Regions from separate parts of the Homo sapiens genome. Here region 2 is linked to region 1. The links are chromatin loops, found by intact Hi-C in ENCODE. Cell type or tissue: endothelial cell of umbilical vein. All regions are shown on one strand. Links, peaks and the distances in the headings refer to the core of each region. The heading gives the core; the rest is flanking DNA.

Evidence for each region. Peaks named below come from ENCODE experiments on the same cell type or tissue, not always from the same donor. Only the 100,000 strongest peaks of a DNase experiment are listed, where the experiment ranks them.
Region 2: a loop joins it to region 1, with 5 times the contacts of the local background. A loop is called at or near these places in 4 of 110 quality-filtered maps.

The regions. Positions count from the first base shown.
Region 1 is chr1:234,841,324-234,848,758 of GRCh38, reverse strand. The region is part of intron 2 of LOC107985365 (a long non-coding RNA gene); the gene reads left to right. Among named protein-coding and RNA genes, the nearest start is that of LINC02961, 85 kb to the right of the region's middle. RefSeq lists enhancers at 5,596-5,715, 6,515-6,584. In endothelial cell of umbilical vein, for the core only: no CTCF peak of the experiment used is centred there; a DNase peak (open chromatin) is centred at 4,088; H3K27ac peaks cover 1,491 bases.
Region 2 is chr1:234,890,461-234,897,895 of GRCh38, reverse strand. No RefSeq gene overlaps it. Among named protein-coding and RNA genes, the nearest start is that of LINC02971, 63 kb to the left of the region's middle. In endothelial cell of umbilical vein, for the core only: no CTCF peak of the experiment used is centred there; DNase peaks (open chromatin) are centred at 3,415 and 3,945; H3K27ac peaks cover 1,751 bases.

The sequences.
Region 1 (7,435 bases), core at 1,011-6,010:
TATAAAAACTCTCTCTAGATCTACTGCAGACTTGGCTCCCAGAACCAAATACAGACTTGCAGTCATTGTATTCTCTGTCTCTCTCATCTGCCACTTCACCTTGGTGCACCATGTTATCACATCTAACCCCACACAACCTTGGAAAAACTACAGATGAAAAATTTCCATTTTAGTTTTGATATTACAAGCCTGTTTTGAAACTCTGAATTTTTAGTCCTAAAAATGGTACTATCTAATAGATGTTGTGATACTTTTCTGTCTAATGGACCAAGATGGCTGCAAATACAATGCAAATAGACCAATTAACTCCACATTTCCTCAGAAGTCAGGGTAATAGTGAAAAACTGTTTTAATGGATAGAATCCATTATCATCGAGGGCCATAAACTTGAGTCTTTGAAAAAATAATGAATCAGATAGTTTCATACTAATATTGCTCCTTTTTCCTCCCTTTTAAGGTACCTTCTAATATTACCCGAATCTCCTGATAATGAAAGAATTGAACAATTAGATTGATCATGAAAGGTTTTACAGTATCTTTTCCTCATTATACCTATTATAAGGGCCTTGTCTAATTTGAAGGACCTAGATTTTTTAAACTGGTATTATTGTTTCTAGCTGTCTGATTTGTACCAATATTCAGATATCACTGATACTTCTGATGGTGAGTGTTTATCTAGATGTCTTTGAGAAAGGCATTTTTCTTGCCACTGTCTGTTTCTCTCTCCACTCCTTTTTTTAGTACCTATGCTGCTAAAGGGAGCACTATCTACTCCTCTCTTATGTTCAGATCCTTGGTACATGGTGCAAATCACCTGGCTTAACAGATGTTGGCATTTTGGTGACTTTCTCATTCCTTCTTGGGACCATTCTTGCCGGTGCTTGGCTCATCCTTCCCTTCTCATGTACAAAGGACTTGAACACTTTCAGTGGACAAAGTTTATCAAATATGTTTGCATAAACCCCTCTTTCTGTCTTTCAAGCTACAAGACCTAGGTTTCTCTGCTTAACATTTGCTTCATTTTACTAAGCCTGACCACACATTGTATAGAATGCGATTTCCTTGTTTCTGAGTGATACCAGGTCTTCAGGGCCTACATACAAGGCTGGCTACATAATTTGTAAGGCCCAGTGAGAAACAGAACTTCAGAGCTCCTTGTTAAAACATTATTAAGAATTTCAAGCTTGTGACAACAGAGCATCAGACCAAGAGCGGCACCCTGTGTAACTGCCCAAGTCACACCTCCATGGATCCAGCTCTTCATACATGTATAACTTCATATGAGTAACACTAGGCATGATCTGCAACTTAGCCTTAGTTTGTTTCTTTACTATTTTTAGTTTGCAGACTAAGATCATTGCTTATTTCTCAGTGCTTTGAAAATATCCCAGTGACTTCTGACTTCTATTGTTGTCACCGAAAAGTCTGCCATCCAAAAGAAACTATCAAGAGAGTAAATAGACAACCTATAGAATGGGAGAAAATATTTGCAAACTATGCATCTGACAAAGGTTTAATATCCAGCATCTATAAGGAACTTAAATTTATAAGACAAAAACAACCCTATTAAAAAGTGGGCAAAGAACATTAACAGACATTTTTCAAAAGAAGACACACATGCAGTCAACAAGCATATGAAAAAAACTCAACATCACTGGTCATTAGAGAAATGCAAATTGAAACCACAATGAGATACCATCTCATACTGGTCAGAATGGCTATTATCAAAAATAAACAAAAACAGATGCTGGCAAGGTTGCAGAGAAAAGGGAACACTTATACACTGTTGGTAGGAGCGTAAATTAGTTCAACCACTGTGGAAAGCAGTATGGCAATTCCTCAAAGAGCTAAAAACAGAACTACCATTTGACCCAGGAGTCCCATTACTGGGTATATATCTAGAGGAATATAAATCATTCTACAGTAAAGACACATGCACGTGAATGTTCATTGCAGCACTATTCACAATAGCAAAGATGTGGAATCAACCTAAATGCCCGTCAATGACAGATTGAATAAGGAAAATGTGGTATACATACATCATATAGTACTATGCAGCCATAAAAAAGGAATGAGATCTTGTCCTTTGTGGGACCATGAATGGAGCTGGAGGCTATTATCCTAAGCAAACTAATGCAAGAACAGAAAACCAAATGCCACACATTCTCACATGTAAGTGGGAGCTAAATGATGAGAACTCATGAACACAAAGAAGGGAATAACAGACACTGGGGTCTACCTGAAGGTGGAGGGTGGGAGGAGGGAGAGGAGCAGAAAAGATAACTAGTGGATACTGGGCTTGATACCTGGGTGATGAAATAGTCTGTACAACAAACCCCCGTGACACAAATTTCCCTATATAACGAACCTTCACATGTACCCCTGAACCTAAAGTAAAAGTTTTTTTTTTTTTTTAAGTCTGCTGTCAAACTGTTGTTTCTTTGAAAGTAATCTTTTCTTTTTTTTTTCCCAATTGATTTTGCCCTTTGGCAGCTTTTCCTTATAATGCCTCTAGATTTTTATATCTCGTTTTGAACTAATTATGCTACCTGAATCTGATTTTCATCTTGTTCTAGAAAACTGTCAGACACTATCTTAAAATATTGCCTCTTACCCCATTCTTTCTTTCTGGAGCTCCTATGTAATGCATGCTAGAGCTTCTCATTTCATCTTCCATGTATTTAAGTTCTCTTTCATGTAAGAAATATCTTTATCTTTCTGTGTTGCATTCTAGGTAATTTGTTTCCAAACCACTTCCTGGATGATCAATTCTCTCTTTGGCAATCTTTGCCCCGTTTATTAAGTTTTTATTTTTAATGTTACACATTTCATTTCTAGAGGTAACATATGGTACTTTTTCAAATATGCCTGGTCTTTTAAATTTATTTTCTCAAAATTTTGATTTCTCCTTTTACATTTCAGTTATGTTAACAACAATTCATATCCTCCTTCTGATAGTTCTATTAGCTGATGTTCTGGGGGTTCTGGGGACTCATTACCTGTGCCGCCCGTTGTGTCTGTTTATTCTTGTTTGTAGTGCACTCTTGCTCATGTCTCTAAACGCATTTTGTAATTTTCGATTGTGAGCTTCTATTTAAAAGAATGTGCTCACTATGGGAATCTTGTGTGGCAGAGGTTGAAGATTGGTTTCTATAGAGAAGTTTTTTATTTGTTTTGGCAAGTGCTCTTGTGATATTGGGACTCCTTTTATGTTAATTAATTGACGTAGCTTTCCTAGACCATACAGGTGAGTAAACTTAAGCTCCAAACCCATGTGAAGTGTGGTCTGTGGTTATGAAACTTGAGGTGACCTTGTTTTCCCTCAGCGGATCTCCCACTGCTCAGGCAGCCAAGTGTCAGCACTTTTTCTTGTGCTCAGACCTTCTTTATACTCAGTCTCTGGGATTTCCTTCACTCATTTCAGCTGTGCTTTTAACACCACACTTATTATTTTTCTACAGCATATTTAGGCGTTTCTGTGGCCAGAAGCTTTTCAGATTCTCCTCTAAGATATTGCCAAAATGATAGTTCTTGTCATCCTGAATTTCTGAACACAGAAAAAGTTTTCCCACGATGATTACAGATTTTGAGATCTCTCTAGATACTAGGGACATCTTTAGAAAGCAGGCCAAGAGCCTTGACCAAACTTACGGCAATTCTATTGTACTGATCAGAAAATATCACTTACTTTTGCATGTAGATTTTATTTAGATGAGAGTTAGGTTTTGTTTTGCAAAGAAAATAGCTAATGTATTCTTTGCTAAGAATGACGGTGATACACAGCGGTTGGATTTATTTAATAAAATGTGAGATGTTAAGAAAAAAATCTTAGGAATTTGAAGACACTGAGAGTGTTCAATGCAAAAAAAAAAAAAAAAAAGGCAGAGAGAGAGGGTGTTTCAGTTGCCTGCACCATACATACTCGCTGGTTCCGAATAATGCAAGGATTTCTCTCTTCTGTTCCGGTCTTTTGATGTTGAGTTTCCTGCCCCTTAAATATCTGCTTTACCAGAAAATGAGAAAGTCTTCACCCAAAAAAACAGCACAGAAGTGAAGCCAAGTGACTGTAAAAGGTTTCATAGCCTGGTCAACAGGGAGGCAGCTGGCGATCACTTCCTGCCTCACCCTGGAGGAAGGAGCTACTAAGGAAAGGGACGTCTAAGCTGAAACAACTTCAGGTGGTTCCTGTCCCTCTCTAGAGACTTTAAAGTCTCACTGCATGGAATGCCCTTGATATCCAGACTGGGAAAATCTAAGCCTGTGGACCAGGAAGAAAAGTCATTCATTTATTCATTCGTTTATCACTCCTACTACTCATGAGAGTCAAGTGAGGGCTGTCTGGGGACTTAGGGTAGGAAACTTTCAATATGGCTAGATATATGCACTTAACTATTTCTTTTTCTTTTGGATTGACAGTCTTATTTACTCTGAATACAGGGCATTCATAATGCTCATTGTTGCTGCTACTATTCTGTGAACACATGTTTAGAAAAAAACGTGGTGCAACGGTATGGGAATTCTGAGTTCACTTGTTCATCCATTTTTTTCTTTAAATAACATTTATCCAGTGGTATGTTATATAGAGCTTTGTACTGGGTGGAGTGGGGCTAAAAAGATGAATGATAAATAGTTTCTACCCTTAGGAATCTCAGTCTAATACCATGTGGGGGATGGGGCAGTATATTTACAGAAAGAAATGCTACATGGGGCATATTTAACCCACAAATGATCTAACTGAAGAATCAGAATAAATATTTCCATACATTTTAATTGTGGTAAAATATACACAACATAAAATTTACCGTTTGAAGCTTTTTTTTTTTTTTTGTAGACAGAGTCTTGCTCTGTTGCCCAGGCTGGAGTGCAATGGCACGATCTTGGCTCACCACAACCTCTGCCTCCTGGGTTCAAGCGATTCTCCTGCCTCAGCCTCCTGAGTAGCGGGGATTACAGGCGTGCACCATCATGCCCAGCTAATTTTGCATTTTTGGTAGAGATGGGGTTTCTCCATGTTGGTTAGTCTGGTCTCAAACTTCTGATCTCAGGTGAACCGCCCACATCAGCCTCCCAAAGTGCTGGGATTACAGGCATGAGCCACTGCACCTGGCCTATTTGAAGCATTTTTAAGCGTACCATTTGGTGGCATTCATTAAGTACATTCACATTATGGTGCAAACATCACCATCATCCCGGAAGCCTTTGCATCTTTCCAAACTGAAACTGTACCCATTAAACACGAACTTCTCATTCCCCTCCCCCTAGTCCCTGGCACCCACCATTCTACTTTCTGTCTCTGTGACTTTGACTCCTCTAGGTGCCTCATACAAGTGGAATCATTCAGCAGTTGTCTTTTTGCATATTGCCTGTCCAAAACTTTTTGAATGGAAAGAAGTATGTTTTACAGAAACAGGAAAGTCCCAGCCTTGTCTCTGACTGCTTCACCCCTTGGTTCAGCCCAGTGAAAGCTGGTCAACTTTCCTTAATGCTCTGAGATCCGTAATAGCACAACCATTTTAGTATCTTTCTCTGAAGACTGCAACACGCTGTCATGATATTAGTCAACTCAAGTCAACTGACATTATTATAGTGCTTATGAGGCTGCTCCTGCCTGAAAGCCCTTCACTGCCTCCCTGGGGTGTGGGTGGAGGATGAGATAAGCAGCTCACAAGTGGGACAGAACCCTGGCTCTGCGGAAAGCCCAGCTGGCTGCCACGGGTGGCATGTTTCTCGGGGCTTCCTGTGTGAGCGCATAGACAGCCCTGCTAGTCCCTCAGCCCAGATGCCTGCCAGAAACCCAAGCCCTGAGGATGCCCCTCCAGATGTGTGCTGTGAACTGAGCTTTCTGAAATCCTTCTCCTGGGGCCAGACACTCATCAAAGCGCCAACTCTATCGCAGACTGCATTTGAGTCACCTGTTATGTTTGAGATCCGCCCTGTGTTGGGAGCTGAAACCTGTTGGCTGGTCTTGCTGGGGTTAGGGAAGGGCCTGAAGTCTGGAAGAGGACTAGGTCAAGTTTCCTGCTGTACTTCTGAGGTCCTGGACGTGAAGCCGAAATGCTGCAGCTCACAGCCAGTGTGGTCAGCCGAATGGGAGTCAGCTCTGGGCGGCTTATTGCCATGAACAAAGGAGCTCAGTTGCTGGGGTTCACCTCCTATCCCATCAGAATACAAGCTGCACTGGGGCTAGATGTCCACGGCTGTATCCTCAGCACCTAGAAGAGAGTCTGGGACCAAGTGTGAACATCTATAAACCGGAGGAAACATCTGTTGGCAGGATATTTAGTATAGCAATATCTTTGGATAAAATAATCAACAAACAAAATTATGTTGTTGGAAACCAGAAAACGACACCACTGATGAATGTACTTAGGCTACTTAATCAAGAAATAGTCGCAATGATTCTACTTCTGTCTTCTTTTTTAAAAAAAATTTAATTAGTTGTTTTATTTTAGAATAGCATTACTGATTACCTTTCTTCCCTGGAAATTAACACATTTCGTAGAGACTTAAGGATGCATCAATGAAATACTTAGAATTGAAAGAGGAAATGAATTACTTGATTTCTCAGGATGTGTGTGTCTATTGGTGCTCTAGCACAGTTAAATGCTAATATTGCCACTGAAAACTGATGCAACTTTTGTGAAGCAACAGCTGTAACAGGGCCTCTGTGTAACACTTCCTTGTGTAGAATTAAAAAAAAAAAAGCTTAGGTTTTAGAAAATATCAGAAAAGCACCTCTTTATAGGCTTACCACATAAGTACATTGTTTTCATCCCCCAGTAGACTGCGATTGGCTTTGACTGGGGAGTTCCTCATTTGTCTCCGGGGTTGGGGCCCACTTCTGTTTTTTGACCACTGACCAGCTATGCTGTCTTCATAGAAATCAGGCAGTGGGCAGTGACCTGGTTCTTACTAACTCTTGTGATGCCTCACGCGATGTTATATCTGTCACCAGCACGCTCTCCTCTCCTGAGAGAGTGTTAGAAAATTGCGTGGTCTGGGAGTGCAGGGGTTAATGAACAGTTCGGAGATTAATGCTTCCTCTCCTTGTGGTCCCAGATGTCTTCGGGAATGCTTGAATCCTCTCCCTTTGCATCTTTTCCCTTATTTGTAGGGTTACCTGTCACATCCCTTTCGAACTTGCAGGGACCATGTCTGGACAAATTAGCCAAAGACTATACCTATGTTTGAAGCAAAATTTAATATTCCTCCAAAATTATGGCTTTCCAATTCTCCATGGCTCATGAAGAGGGCCCCTTACTCTTAGACAACAAATATTTCTGAGCACTGGCCGTGTTCCAGGCAGTCTGCTGAGATCTGGATCTGATGATGCAGTGGTAAATACACACAGACCCCACCTCTGCTCTTTCAAAGCCTATACCTGGTGAATGGCAGAAACAATATTTCTCCACGCCTTACACTCAATGAGTAACAA
Region 2 (7,435 bases), core at 1,374-6,373, 49 kb before region 1:
ATCCTTGTTATTCAGAGCAATGTTCTCATGCCCTTAGATCACTTACTTTAAATAATTAGACTGGTGGTTCTCAAAGTGTGGTCCTTGGGCCAGCATCATCAGCATCACCTGGGAACTTAGAGAAGCAAATTCTCCACCCAGTACCTGCTGAATCAGAGACCCTGGGGCTGGGGCCCACAACATGTGTTTTCACAAGCCTGCCAGGGGGCTCTGATGCACGATGAAGTTGGAGAACCTCTGAATTAACTAGAAATATTTTCCAGAACCACATGTTCCAAGGTCTTTTCTTTTGCCTGATTATGCATGCTCACCCCTGCAGATGATGTGGGAGGGCTTACAAACAAGGCAATGAGGTCAGAGCCGATGCTTGTCAGCTGGGGTTGGGGAGCATTGGTTTGCCTGAATTCGAGAGAAAGGGGTCCGGGACCCCTTGAGCCCCCTCCCCCTGGAACAGACAAGGGCCTCCATCAATGTTCTAGGTATTGCTTTTCACCTGCCCTCTGGACGGACTGCCCTTCCTCACTCACTGGGGCGTGTACAGACCCTGTGCCCATCTGTTCTCCTCCGCCCCATCAGAGATACTTTCTCTCACCTTGGCTTCGCTTCCCACGGAAGGGCTGGCCAGATCCTCGGTGTTAGATGTGAATGTGATTTTCCAGGTACGCTGTGGGAATGTATTCTGTAAATGGATGCTGCCAACCGGCCAGTTCTTTGCCTGAAGTCCAGACAGCGTTATGAGTACCGTATGGAGACTAATTTTAGGGGAAAACCTGATACCGTGGTGTTGCCTTGCTCTGTCAAGCAGCCTTCCACAGCATGTGCTGATCTCTTTCATGTGGTTTGTTATCATTCTGATGCTGAATTATTGAATGGGCTACATCCAGGCAACTAACACAAATAGCATTCAACGTTGAATTCTGTGACTAGACATCATTCCTGAGGGCCTCCTGGGTGGTAGCCATTCCACAGGGGGCTGCGAGGTGGTTAGCATCTGGGGCGGCCTCTGTTCTGAAAACAGATCATTTCAATCACTGACCCAGAGTTCTGCAAATATCCGGATGTCACAGCTGAACTCAGGATCGGTGTGAGTTGTGTGGTGTGGAGCTCTCCAAGTTTTGTGTTTCTTTTCAGAGGTAGTGTGGTTATGGAGGGAGGCAGATCTGGGGTTGAGTCTGATTCTGCCACTCCCTGGCTGTGTGAGCTGGGGAAAGTTACTTGACATCTCTGAGCCTCATTCCCCTTATCCCTCAAGTGGGATAAAAACTCCTGCAGGGCTCTTAGGAAAATTACAAGAGATGCTAGAGTGGGGCCTCTGGCCCTTGGTAGGCAATCCATAAGCAATAAGTATTCTTGTTTTGGGGTTTGTCTATGGGCAAGGCATTGGGAAGACAACACATCTTATCCATGGAAAAAAAATGACTTCAGAAGAACTGTTTTAATGGAGGAAAGATGAAAAACGATTTCAGAACTAGAAAGCAGAGGTCCTTCCAGCAATGTTTGGGTTTCTTGTTTCAACATCCATCACAAGATGTACCTCCTGGTGAGTCCCACAGGGCACTCCTGGACAGCAGGTGAGAGACAATGTACCCCGCAACTGTGCCCTTGAGCCACTGTCCAGCCTGACAGCCAACTGTGGAGCTGTCTCAAGATGGTGGTGAGGTGGGCTGCACGTTGTAACCTAGGAAATGTTTGCCTGGAATCAGTTGACTGAAAACACCAAAAGCTTTGGCTAGCTGAGCAAAGAGTTAGAAGAATCAGTTCTTGACTTTTTCCTGTGATCTCATTGGTTCGGTCACTTGAACCCATTGTGACAGATGTAGCTGTCCAGATGAGAGGGCCGGGTGAGAACTTGCCTACAGCCCCTATGGGCAGCCCAGGAAGCAGAGCACTGCTGCTGCAGGGCATGGCTCAGACACTGGCCTGGCTGGGGACGGGCATGGGAGGCCCAGCAGTCCCGGATGTCCACGATTCCTGAGTGTGCACAGCAGATCAGGTACTCTGAATGCAGAGTTCATGATTAGGTGAAGTCACATGGGCTATTCCTTTTCTTTGTTTTTTCCTTTTAGAGACAGGATCTCATACTCTCTCCCAGGTTGAAGTGCAGTGGCACAATCATAGCTCACCGCAGCCTTGATCCTCCTGCCTCAGCCTCCAAGTAGCTAAGACTGCAGGCATGGGCCACTGTACTTGGCTAATTTTCTTACTATTTTTTTTGTAGAGATGAGGTCTCACTATATTGCCCAGGCTGTTCTCAAATTCCTGGGCTCAAGTGATCCTCCCATCTTAGCCTCCCAAACTGTTGGGATTACAGGCATGAGCCACCATGCCCAGCCCACATGGGCTATTGTTAAACATGAAGCAGAAGAGTATAATAAACATTTAAAATCTCCTAGATTCTTTTCAGCATGATGATAGTTTTTAAAAATTTTATCAAAACTTGTTTTGGGCATGCTTTTTATTATGGTGAAAAATACATAGTGTTAAATTGACCTCTTTCTGTCTGTCTGTCTGTCTGTCTGTCTGTCTTTCTTGAGACGGAGTCTCGCTCTGTCACCCAGGCTGGAGTGCAGTGGCGTGATCTCGGCTCATTGCAAGCTCTACCTCCCGGGTTCACGCCATTCTGCTGCTTCAGCCTCCCGAGTAGCTGGGACTACAGGCACCAGCCACCACGCCCGGCTAATTACTTGTATTTTTAGTGGAGAAGGGGCTTCACCATGTTAGCCAGGATGGTCTCGATCTCCTGACCTAGTGATCTGCCTATGCCTCGGCCTCCCAAAGTGCTGGGATTACAGGTGTGAGCCACTGTGCCCAGCCCATTTTCACCATTTTTAAGTGCATAGTTCTGGAACACTGAGTACATCCATGTTATTCTGCAACCATCACCACCATCCATCTCCAGAACGTTCTCATTTTCCCAAATGGAATGCTAACCCACTAAACGCCAACTTCCCTTCCCCACTTCCTGCAGCCCATGCTGACCACCATTTCTTCTATTGAAACTTTTGTTGAGACCAGAGGACCCTTCTAGCAGATAGGAGAAAGTGTTTCCATGACCTCCTCCTTCAACAATATATTTAAGAATACTTTTTAAAAATATGTTGGACTTTTGTTTCACCTCTCAGATGCAGACACTAAATAAAGCCATGAACACATGTGGACATATGTGGCCCCTCTGGAATAATTGTACATGCCTTTATATTGCCCTTGCTGAAAAGAGCAATATAATGTTTATAAAAGAACACTTACAAAGAAGAAAGACTTGGACCAAACCACCGTCTTCCTGAGTTGTTGACAGCTGTTATTCAGTGGAAACCTCAGTGGAAACAAAGAAATATTGCAGCATTGTTTGAACATGAACATTTGAAGTGGCTTCCTTCCAAAGCTTGGCTGATTTAGGTACCTGGGATCTGTGGCCAAAGCCTCCTGTACTGTCTTGATTTCTTTCCTATAGCTATTGTTGACGCAGCTGTGGAAAAGTCTGGTGTGTATCCTGAATCGGCAATTGCTTCCACTTGCTTAGAGTCAACTATTTCTAGGTTATGTCACTGAGTCTTCCCGAACTGTGGACTGTTCCATTTACAGGGCTTTTGCTGTATTGAGGAAAGGCAAGCTTTTCACCATGGAGGAGATTCGCCAGGTGTTCTCAGAATCTTAGGGGCAGTAGCAGCCAATGTATAGATTTCAATGGACAACCATTGAAATGTGAAGGTGGGAAGAGTCTAGAGCATTTAAGAGAAACAGACAGTGTTTTGTTTGTTTGTTTGTTTGTTTGTTTGTTTGTTTTTTGTTTTTTCCCCCCAGGAAGGGTGGTACTTCCACATCATCATTTTTCTTCTTTTAAAAATTTGTGGCAATGCAGCTTAGCCTATTTTGAGGCCTGAACGTCCTTCTGTAGGCCTGCCCGCCTAGTCCTGGTGCTGACTCACCATGGGCCCTGCTGAGTCATTTCACAGCTCATTTCTTCCCCCCACCAATAACACGGGGTCAATAACGCCTGCCCTGGTTGTGAGACTCAAATGAGAAAACCTATGTGAAAGTGATTTGAAAATCATCAAGCACTTTCCACGTGTACTGTGGGGGCCCTTGCCATATGCTCCTTAGGACAGGCATGTCTGAGTGGGCTTGGGGTGGAAGCCCCCAACCGGGTGCCCCAGTGGTTAGGGGTGTGTGTTGGGGTAGTGATCTGCTTAGCCCTCTGGCTGTGAGCTGTCTCCCCCATTTATCTCCTACAAATATTATTTCCAAGTGGGCCATGACAAACGACAAAAATAGTCAGGAAGCCTGACGGAGAAGGGCTGGCGGGCATTGGTAGGAACAGCTAGAGAGTCCTGGGCCAGGGATCCCACAATACACTCTTTCCAGTTGTCCAGCTCAAATGTCACTTCCTCCAGGAAGTCTTCCGTCAGTCCCCAGGGCACCTGGCCTCCACACTGCCCATCCTGCATTGGGCTTGCTCCTTTAACTGTCTCCTGTGTAGACTGTGGATTCCACGAGGACGAGGACAGTTGTCCACCTTAATCCCTGTTCCTGGCACACAGAAGGCCCTTAAATGAAAGGGTGGACACCCTCCTAAGCACCCTTGTGGGTATGCAGTCTTTATATAGATTTATAACTATGTCCTTTCTTAAGATTAGTTGAAGAATAAGTTTTGGCAGAAAACAAACAAATGAAAGTGGGATTATTTACAGTCTGTTTTCTCAAAATGTGGCCCAGGAACCAGCAGCAGGGGCATCCCCTGGAAGTTTGTTATAAATGTCCAATTTCAGGCCCATCTCATATGGACTAAGTCAGAATCCACTTTTGGCAAAAGACCAGGAGATATGTCTGCTCACTGCAGGCTGTGAGGCGCTGGTTTCAGGCATCTCCTGGGCCTTGCAGATGAGGGAAGGGAAGTCCTGCCCAAGCTTCTCCTAGATCTTGGAGCCGGAGAGCTCAAGGCTTCTCACCTGGAATTTCCCAGCTCTGGGGTGGGGTTGCGGCCAAAGGGATGACTTTCTTTAAGGGATCCAGGCAGAGGAACTGATGCACAGTTTAGGGGTGGGCCATGGGATGTCCCTTCACACTTGAGAGGGTTTAAGTCAGCAGCCCAGGGAGCAGGAGTCAGAGTAATGGAGTAAGCCATCTGCCGTGGGGAACTTAGAAAACTAGGGCTCCTTGCGCCCTGTAGGAACCCTGGCTGGCTAATACTTTAACCCCTTTTGCTCTTCCCTGACAGGGTTTTTTGTGTCCTCTATGTAGGGAGGGGTATGAAGAGGTCACTTTGACCTTGATTAGTTCTAACAAGTTCTAGATAAGAAGATTTCAGATCTTCCTTACCAACCCACCCTGGTATCATAGCCCTCCTGGTCTTCCTTATACCTAACTGAAATTTATTCTCAATACCTTGTGACAACACTTGCATTATTTTCCTGGATCAATATTTGACTTTGCACTGTTATTTGACTGTTTATGAGCTTAGTTCTGAACCAGACTACTGGGTTCAAGTCCTGGCCCAGTCAGACATTCATTCAGCAGATATTTATTGAACATCTGCAATGTGCTATGCACTCAGCTGGGCACTGAAGAAACAGCTATCAACCTTTCCCCTCATTCTAGTGGTAGACACTGGCAAGAAACAACAAATAAGTAAAAAAAAAAAAAAAAGCATTTTTTTTATCAGCTATATGACCGTGTGCTTGCATAACCTCTCAGGGGCCTGATTTTTTTGGATTTAAAATGCCAGGCAATAATAGTATTATTCTGAGAAGGTTGCTGTGAGCATTGAATGTATTAATACACACAGTGTAGGATGATACTTACAAAGAGCCATAGAAAACTGCCTAGCCAAAATAGCCATTCAGTAAGTGTTAAGCGCACTGTTAGCTGCTCTTGGTTGTCTCTCCAGCAGCATCCTGAAAACTTTTTGGGCAGGTGCGATTGATTTTTTTCTCTGGCACCCCAGATCAGCCACACGCTAGCCTGTGTGATCTCAGTCTTCCCATTTGATGAGTGGGAATTTAAGTCTGCCTCTTCAGGTGAGGACTGACAGAGCAGATTGACTTGGGTGTGCCTGCTGGGAGGTGCTCAGAACAGGAGTCCTGGGGTCTTGTCTTACCCAGTTCTTGGAGGCAGCCTCCTGGAAGGACTTATGTGTCTGCTGTTATTTCTGTAATTCCTGATTTATTGCTGTTGCCATGTTTGTTCTTTGAGAGTCCTTCAGCTTCATGATGGATAAATCCTTAGTCACAGTCAATTCCTCACACTGAGCAACCTTGGAGCTAAACTCTTTGAATCCATGTTTACTTATGTCATCAAATTGAACGAAGGAATTTATAGCTTTCTGTTTTGGGACAAGGACATTGAACCAACTGGTTCTGATGCAGAAATGAGATGGGTGAGTGACATACAATGCCATGTTTAAGTAAGCATGTCTACACGAGGGGCCTTAGGCTGTCGAGAGAATTTTGTCCTGCAGATATGGGACTGGGTGTGTGAGCTCCTGTCAGGACACACATGGGGACTCCTGTGGGAAGGTGTCAGGCCAGCCCAGCTCGGGGCTCATCTCAGACACACAGGGCCTTCAAACACAGGGACTGAGCTTTAGTTGAGGCTTGGGGGCTTGGGAGCCCAGGATGTGTAAGGGAAGGGGGCTACCAGGCACTGAGTTTGGGCAAGTCTGGGCTGGCCTGGGCTATGGGGTCCAGAGCTGGGAAGCACCATCCCTCTCCTGGGCAAAGGAGGGCCACGAGCAAGGGAAGGTCTGCAAGACTGAGAGGAGTCTTGGGGCACATCGTGGGTCTAGGGAAGGGTCAGGCAAGAGACTGGGCAAGATATAGGAGTGGGTCTGGAGGCACTGCCTGGCTCTATGGTGTGTGTGTGACTGGAGGAGGGCACGGAGGAAGCCCTCTATGCAGGACAGTGGCAGCGCTTACGGCCCCCAGGAAACCACAGGGACAGACCCAGCCTGGGCAGATGTCAGCAGGAGCTGTATGAGGATGTGGCTTCCTTGCCAGCCCTTGGATTCCCAGAACTACTGAGGTCCCTTGAAAGCAGGGCAGCCTGCAGCCCCATCCCCTGATGCTCAAATTGTGGCCACACTGAACAGTCACAGAGCCTAGGTCTGAATGCTTCTAGGAGCAGAGGAGTCATTACCTCCTCACGTAGCCTATTTGATCCATTCTTGATTTTTTTCCCACCAGATTTTTTTGAGGCATAACTCATGCAATTAAATGTGCAGATCTGAAATGTACAGTTCAATAACTTTTCACATTTGCATCCACCTGTGCAATCACTTCCCAGATCCAGGTAGAGAACATTTCCATCACCCCAGAAAGTCTCTCCATGCAGGCTGGGTGCGGTGGCTCACGCCTGTAATCCCAGCACATGACTGAGGTGGGTGGAACATGAGGTCAGGAGTTCGAGACCAGCCTGAGGCCGGTCTTTGGGAGACTGGGAG